Regions from separate parts of the Mus musculus genome. Here all the other regions are linked to region 1. A link is a loop called in an ENCODE intact Hi-C map of the cell type or tissue named here. Cell type or tissue: heart. All regions are shown on one strand. Region 1 holds the start of Ufm1 (ubiquitin-fold modifier 1). Region 2 has its middle 5.6 kb from the start of Supt20. Region 3 overlaps Trpc4 (transient receptor potential cation channel, subfamily C, member 4).

Evidence for each region. Hi-C counts contacts between places; a loop is a spot of excess contacts. Peaks named below come from ENCODE experiments on the same cell type or tissue, not always from the same donor. Only the 100,000 strongest peaks of a DNase experiment are listed, where the experiment ranks them.
Region 2: a loop joins it to region 1, with 4 times the contacts of the local background. A loop is called at or near these places in 11 of 42 quality-filtered maps.
Region 3: it touches region 1 in a loop (5-fold over the local background); 4 of 42 quality-filtered maps call a loop at or near these places.

The regions. Positions count from the first base shown.
Region 1 is chr3:53,862,788-53,865,287 of GRCm38, forward strand. Ufm1 (ubiquitin-fold modifier 1) reads right to left here and starts at 1,020. Exons shown (of 6, transcript NM_026435.5): 1 at 962-1,020; 2 at 827-883. The coding sequence starts at 963. In heart, no CTCF peak of the experiment used is centred here; DNase peaks (open chromatin) are centred at 1,014 and 1,314; H3K4me3 peaks cover 1,708 bases; H3K27ac peaks cover 1,500 bases.
Region 2 is chr3:54,688,247-54,690,746 of GRCm38, forward strand. No RefSeq gene overlaps it. Among named protein-coding and RNA genes, the nearest start is that of Supt20, 5.6 kb to the right of the region's middle. In heart, a CTCF peak has its summit at 1,058 (motif pointing left); no DNase peak of the experiment used is centred here.
Region 3 is chr3:54,313,065-54,315,564 of GRCm38, forward strand. All of the region lies in intron 8 of Trpc4 (transient receptor potential cation channel, subfamily C, member 4), which reads left to right. Among named protein-coding and RNA genes, the nearest start is that of Gm31095, 47 kb to the right of the region's middle. In heart, a CTCF peak has its summit at 1,196 (motif pointing left); no DNase peak of the experiment used is centred here.

The DNA of each region.
Region 1 (2,500 bases):
AGGGAGGCAAAAGTGACAGAAAACTTTTAACTTTTATTGTTGAAGGCACACTGCGGTACATCATCCAGAGGAAGAGAATACAGCCATCTGAAGACAACCGTTTAGAATGAGCCCTTACGGGAGAGACGAGGGATACGTAGACCATTTTAGACATGGAAAGATAAGGGAACCACAGGCCACGAGGCTGAATGGATCACGGGTGGGAAACTTCAGAAAACGATGACAGCTGCTCTCAGCTCAGTTAGCTGGGCCTTGGTGCCACCAAACCCGTCATGAATGAAATCTATGGAAACCCTGGTCTGTCGCAGGTTAGCATAGGTCTTCCAGCTGCAGGAACTCAAAAGGGGTCAACTTAAAAATCATACTAAGATGGAGCTGGGTAACCTGTGTTAGCCATCAACTGAACTGCTGAAGCACAAGGAAGGGCCCAACAAGGACACAAGGTCCTACACCCCCATTTCCCAATCCCGCTAAGCACTTTTTATAAAGATCCAAGTGTGTGTGACTGGGAGTTCAGCACCTAGGCACCCAGTCGTTGTGTTTATACACAACAAAGCAAAAAAACTGAAGTTAAGAGTGTTCGGGTCGGACCTGTCAAAAGTCCAGACTTGGGAAGTCCTCCCTAACTTCCGGTAACAGCTGGTCCAGGTAAAGACCTTTAAATCAAGTAAACGGGTTCCATCCTCGTCCAACCTTCTTCCCGTTGCACCTGCCCACCCAGAGCGTTGCGAGGGGCCACTGGCTTTCAGCAGAAATGCCGCACCCTTCCTCCTGTCCCCCTCTGTCCCGCCAGGCCCGGCCAGCTCCAGCCCTGCCTGTCACTCACACTTTGTACGGCAGCCGCGGGTCCGACGTCAACGTGATTTTAAAGGACACCTTCGACCTGCCGGAGAGAACGAGAAGGCGTTACGGTCGGGACCGGCCACGGGGTTAAGGCCGGGACACAGGGACGGATACTTACATGGTGGAACCGCCTGACACACACCGCGCCCAGCCGCCCGCCGCGCTTCCTTGATGGCCGGCAGCGGGGGCCTTCGCGGCCCACGTCGCCCTCCAGCGCGGCTATCCACACAGCGCCTGAAAATTGTGTCGGAGCTCACAGGCTACAGAAGGCCGATAGCCCACAGTTAGACATTTCATTCTGAGTGTGTCTGTATCAAGTTGAAGTGTAAATGGTAGAGAGAGGATATGTTTCTACTTTTGGTAGTTCACTGACACATTTTTAGTCAGGCAATATAAGGGATGTCAAACAGAGCGGCCGCTAGGTCCCCACTGGCTGGTTACGGCGGAAGTAGGGACTGAGTCGAAGCCGGACGTGGCGGCGGAACTGGGGCCGGGACTCAAGGTCCGGGCGGATGAGGAAGCGTTGCGGAGTTGCTAAGCAACCTAGCAGCCGGCACAGATAGATACTAGAGAAGCTGGACTCAGTTGCTTTAACTAACAACGTTCTTTGATCTTTCTAGCATTTCTGATAATACGATTTCCATCCGTATTAACCTTATAGTTTTCTTCACATACTTCACACTTCACTACAGACTTTTTAATAATTTCAAAAGAAAGTTATCACGATAGAATTATGCTGAGATTCCTGTTAGGGCCCAGAAGAAAAAATTGTATCCTAGCACTAGCAGGTTTTGGAGGGAAAAAAAAATCATTACTATATCCCGTTGTTCTTGATGTGTCCAAATAGACTTTAACTCTAATGCAAGGTTGCCAATCAGGTACATTTGTTCAGCTGACCAATGAACCTTGTGTACAGCAGGCACTAAACTAAAGGCTGAGCTCACTGTGTACACCAGACATAACCAAAGGCTGTGATCCCAAGCAATCAGGCATAAGTCCTTTAGCATCTGTCAGTCGGTTGGATTTCTATCGTGAGAGGGGAAAGCTGTCTTTCATCTTTATCACAATGTAAACGCCAAGATAAGCATTCCATCTCACAATAACTATACCTTTAAAAAATATATACTGCAGTAAGTTGATGAAGCCAGAAATAGGCACTGAACCAAGAGGAGACCCAGTCAAACTTTAGAATGACAGGTGGATTCTTCATGAGAAATCCTGATAGATTAGAAGCTCCCTTAAGAACATTGGAACTACATCTCATCTTTCCTGTAATGTTTTCTATAATGGTCTATAATGTTTTCTCCCAAAGGTGAGAATTCTGGTGCTGACTGTAAGTAGCACTCCAATATTCTCCTGCTGTATGCCATGTAGTGAATCCAAGAGACATATACTGACTTGTAGATATGGATATCAAGGCCTGTATCTTCTAACAGCTAAAACTACATAGTTAATGTGTATGACTAAAGTCTTGTCTCTGAAGACAAAATTACCTGTCTACCCGTGCCATCTATTGAAATAACACAAAGTTAGAATACAAATTTTGGTTTGTTTCTAAGAATACACATATATTTTAAATAAAATTTGTATCTGCTCAAGTATGGAACTATGTGACACAACGCTGAAAAGGACACCATAAGTCTTGGATGGAAAGTCG
Region 2 (2,500 bases), 830 kb after region 1:
AGAAACTAGCAAAAGACATTGGAAATCACTGATAATTCATTAACTATCCCAGTAGCTGTTTTTTTTTATGTTTAAACAAAGTATTTACCTAACAAATTGTGATGTTAGATCATTTGTCAGTGATTAATTATACCAAAGGAGGTAGTGCTGTTTAATTCCAGTACTTAGGAGGCTGAAACTGCAGACTCATTAAGTCTGGGCTAGCCTGAACTACAAAGAGACCCTGTCACAAAAATTACTTTTAAAAAGGGCATGGATATAGCTCAGTGATAGATCTGCTTATATGAAGTAGGTCCTGGGTTCAATCAATTTTTCAGTACTGGAAATCAAACAACAAAATATCATATAAGATTTTTTTTCTTTGAGCTTTGAGATAGGATCTCTCATGTTGTACAGACTGGCCTAAAACTTGCTGCATAGCCAAGACTACCTTGAACTCCTGATCCTCCTACCTCCAACTCCTAAGTGCTGGGATTATAAGTGTATGCCACTAGGCCCTGACCAAACCCCACAATTTATAAAAGTGCTTCTGGAGCCAACTAAGACAGGACACACATCTGCAGCCCCAGATATTCTGGAGGTTGGGGAAAGATGATCAGAAGTTCAAGGCCAGTGTGGTACAGGCCTACAGTCAAAATAACTGGGAGGCTGAAACAGGAAGAGCAGAACTTCACAGCCCACCCACCCATCCATCCATGTATCCATGCATCCATGCATCCATCCATCCATCCATGCATCCATCCATCCATGCATCCATCCATGCATCCATCCATCCATGCATCCATCCATCCATCCATCCATCCATCCATTTTCTATCTATCTATCTATCTATCTACCTACCTACCTACCTACCTACCTATCTATCATCAATCTATCTATCTATCGAGGTTTATTCTATAAATTCTGTTACTCTAGAGAAGGACCCTGACAAATACAGGGAACTATCAGAAAACAATATTGTGTCAACCCTTCCTTCACAAGCCAAAAGTTAAATCTGTTATCACAACCAGTGCAATACTTATTTTTAAGTGAAGTCCTGACCTCTAGTGGCTACATAGAATAACCAGTCTACTAAATAATTTTAATGTCACGATGAGAAAATGACACTGCAACTTTCCTAATGAGAAACAATCAGTAAAATAAAATAAATGTGAAACTAATTGAACTTTTATTTTTAAAAAATCAACTTTGAGGCCAGGTGTAATGGCAAATTCCTGAAATGACAGCAGCTTGGGAGTTGGAGGCAGGAGGATCAAGAGTTCAAAGGCATCTACAGCTCTGTAGCAAGCCTGGGAGATCCTTCTGGAAAGTAACAGTAAAAACATCATTGACAAAATAAGGGTTAGTAAGTAGAAGGTCAGTGTGTGAAAATAGGGGCACAGACGGACCAAACCACACAGGGCCTTAAGTAACAGGTTCCCAGACCTTATTAGAAACCCAGACCTTAGGCCGGTCAGTGGTGGCGCACACCTTTAATCCTAGCACTTGGGAGGCAGAGGCAAGAGGATTTCTAAGTTCAAGGCCAGCCTGGTCTACAGAGTGAGTTCCAGGACAGCCAGGGCTATACAGAGAAACCCTGTCTCGAAAAACAAACAAACAAACAAGAAATCCTGATCTTAGCATAACTGACTCCATTATGTAATGCTCACATGGCTAAAAACCTGAACAAAGACCTAATCAACCACAGTCCATAGTTCTGGAAAAGTTTCTAAATGTACTTACCTTGCTTTTTGGCTTCTGCTTCTAGCTAACTGTTCATGTTAACAAGTGTGTCAACCCAGAATATGGTTTTTGTGCTTAAAAATCTGCCCTGAGAAAGGTTGGGGCTACACTGGGATCCCAAACACCCAGGATAGTGGCTTGTCCTGCTCATAAAGACTTTCTGTTGGCTTAAACCTGTGTCTTGAGTCTTCTCTGGTGGATATGCCATAACAATATCAAAGATGAGTTTATCTTGTGAACACCAGGGGCTGAGCAAAAATATTTAATATTCAAATATTTAACTAAATTTCTAGTACCCAGGTAATCTTGTATCCTCCCTGTTAATTACCACCTTTGTGGTCAGCTCACCCGGTATCCACACAAGGCCTGAACCAGCTTCATCAAGGTTCTGGACAGGGTCCCAAGGGAGACCAGGGATGAAAGAGAATGAAGAGATAACAAAAAAAGGAAAGAGTCAAAAGCTGGGCTCAGGAGGGATGCAAGGGCTGATGACCCAGGCCGTTACGCTTATTAACTGCAGACCTCTTTAAGTGGGGAGACAAAACAAGTCAAATAGAGAGCATCAGGCAGTAGAATTACAGGGAGTTCAGACTACCTCAAGCTCAACCTTAGCAAGGCACATTCTAGGAGGGCAAACCAAGTGCTTTACATCTCAGTGTCTAGAACATCTGACCACATACTTACGGACTGGAAGCCACGTGCCAGTTTCTGGACTATCTCAGGCCCTGGTGACAGTCCATAGGCCTTGGCTGGCAGGACCCTGCCTACGAGAGGGGGA
Region 3 (2,500 bases), 450 kb after region 1:
AGATTGGTCAATTGATGAAGTTTGAGGATTCAGGGGTATTTTTAATTCGTGTCAATCACTAATTAATAAGTGAAGAAAGATGAATAATGCCAGTGACAGATGCTATGAATCATATCTCTTATTTAATGTCCTAAATTACCCAAAGAGTTTATTTTCACTGCACAACTTTAATGTCCCTCTGGGATATAATCAGTTTTATCCACATCTAATCTTAACTCCATGTTCTTAATATTGTAATACCACTGCCCACTTCAAATGCAGACAATAGGAACAGATTCATAAAACTAGAGGCTAAAACACGGGTCTGTGCTGAGTCACTAGGAAAGGGTATAGATGGGCTGAGGAGTGCACCCTTCATGCACATCACTAGGTGAGTGTGTTGGTTCAGATTCACCCTTTCTTTAAGAAAGTGGTTATCTCACCTCTAGCAATTATGCTGACATTAAACAGCTGATATAATATCCCGAGGCTAAAGGGTATTGTGTAATTCCCAAGGAGATGGAGATGATAATTAGTTTACACAAAGTAAACCTTAAACCTCACCCACGGAATATAACCCCTCAGTTAGCTAAGTGAGCTTTTCCTATGCCTTTCCTTTTCTCTGACAAGCTTTTTATACTTGTTAAAATTTTCCCCAAGCCAATATATTATGTTTCACTTTAAACTACGTACTTTATTCTCTTGCATATTTGAATTAAAAATGTTGACTATGGATTTTAGGGACGGTTCTAGAACTTGAAAAAAAAAACTCTGTACATTTTAATGTTTAAATGCACCATGATATCTTTGTTTATCACTCATAACTCTGAGTCTATCAACCCTAATCTTAGTTTAATGCTCAATAAAGCTCAACTATGACCTCAGGCTTTTTTTGACATTATCTTACTGAATTTAAAAAGATTCTAAAACCAGCGAAGGTAGACCAACTGAATTGGTTCTATATTAAATAAAGGGTCTATATACTTAAAGTATCTTGGAAGTCATTTGTTGATGTTGAATACTTTTTAGTAAATGTTAAAGATACATACATACATACATACATACATACATATGACTCATTTTGTGCTTCTCTTTATTTTAAGCAATGTCACAGGGTCTGGAAGGCCACTGTCTTTTTCTAGAAATGCTTTTTCTCTTGGAATTTATCTTGGGTTTTGTTTCATCAGGAGGTAGACACCACCCCCATCTGGTGGCCCAGCCATAAAACTTCCATGCTACACTCTTCCAGATGGTCTAATTTTCTAGTTTTCTTGTTGGCAAATACCTTAATCATAGAGAGAACTCAGTTCGCATGTAGTGAACGCTGTCTTTTGGTAATTAGTGGCTTTAGGAATCAAAGCATTGCCTTCCTTTCTTCCTGTAAATCACTGCTTTTCTTGAAACACAGACACTGCTTAGGCTCAGTAGAATAGAATTTTGACTTTTAATATATATTTTTAAAATATCATTTTATATTTATGCACTGCTCTTTCTAAAATTCTATCTTATCAGCCTATGGTTAAATATTTACTAGGGAATAAGCTCAAAAGCCTCATTAGAAACTAAGAACTATTATTCCCTTAGCTTCTCAAAATACACCAAATTAATCCCTTTATAACAGAAATGTTTTACTTGGGTTGACTTTTTTCAGTGTTCTTTCTTAAGAATCAATGCCGCTGCTTATTAAAAGTGCATTATGTGGGGTCACCATAGATGGGTTTCTATTAATGCTTTTAGAATACTTATGAAAGGTGAAAATGTAAAATTTTAATCTCATTTGTTGTTTAACTCAGTTTTTAATGGACTTTGTTCACCATCAGCCATCTTCTCTCCATTCTGTACAAAGAAGCTGATATAGTGTGCAGACCCACCTAAAACATCCCAGTCTTCCAAGAGATAGCAGAGTTGGGAGCTTGGCGGGTGTGACGCAGTGGGAGGAGTCAGTCACACTCCGGCTTCCCTGGGTGCTGTCTCCAAAGCCACAAGGTGAAAGGTAGCTGAAAGCCACATTCGATACCTTGAAAATCATAAGTTTAACTAGTACTCTGGCTGATTTTATTAAATCTTATCTAATTAAAACAGAAAGTTCCTTCAGTGGATGTATGACTGAAACTGCTGCAAGTTCACCGTCCCCCAAGATTGCAGATTATGTATTGCTATTTACAGTGACTGATTTTCTATATTTTTCTGTGCTGATATTTATGGGAAAATACTAATTCCATTTGCTATTTCCTCCCCTGGTTATTTCCTGTCTCTGCCTTCAGTATTTCTAGGGATGCCGGGTGTGTATCCAGTACGGTCAGTTCATTCTCTCACAGCCCTGCAGCCTAACCAGGACCCCATTTCTAGCACTGTTAATTTATTCTGCTTTAAGAGTTCTATACGTTAAAGACTTGTGCCTTTTCACTTTAGTTCATTGACTCTTTGTGTGTGAAACCTCTCTGTGACTATGGCTCATTGCCCCCACTTTGGTGATAAAAGACAACAAGAACAGTCTTATCTGCAAAAGCGATAACTTTGA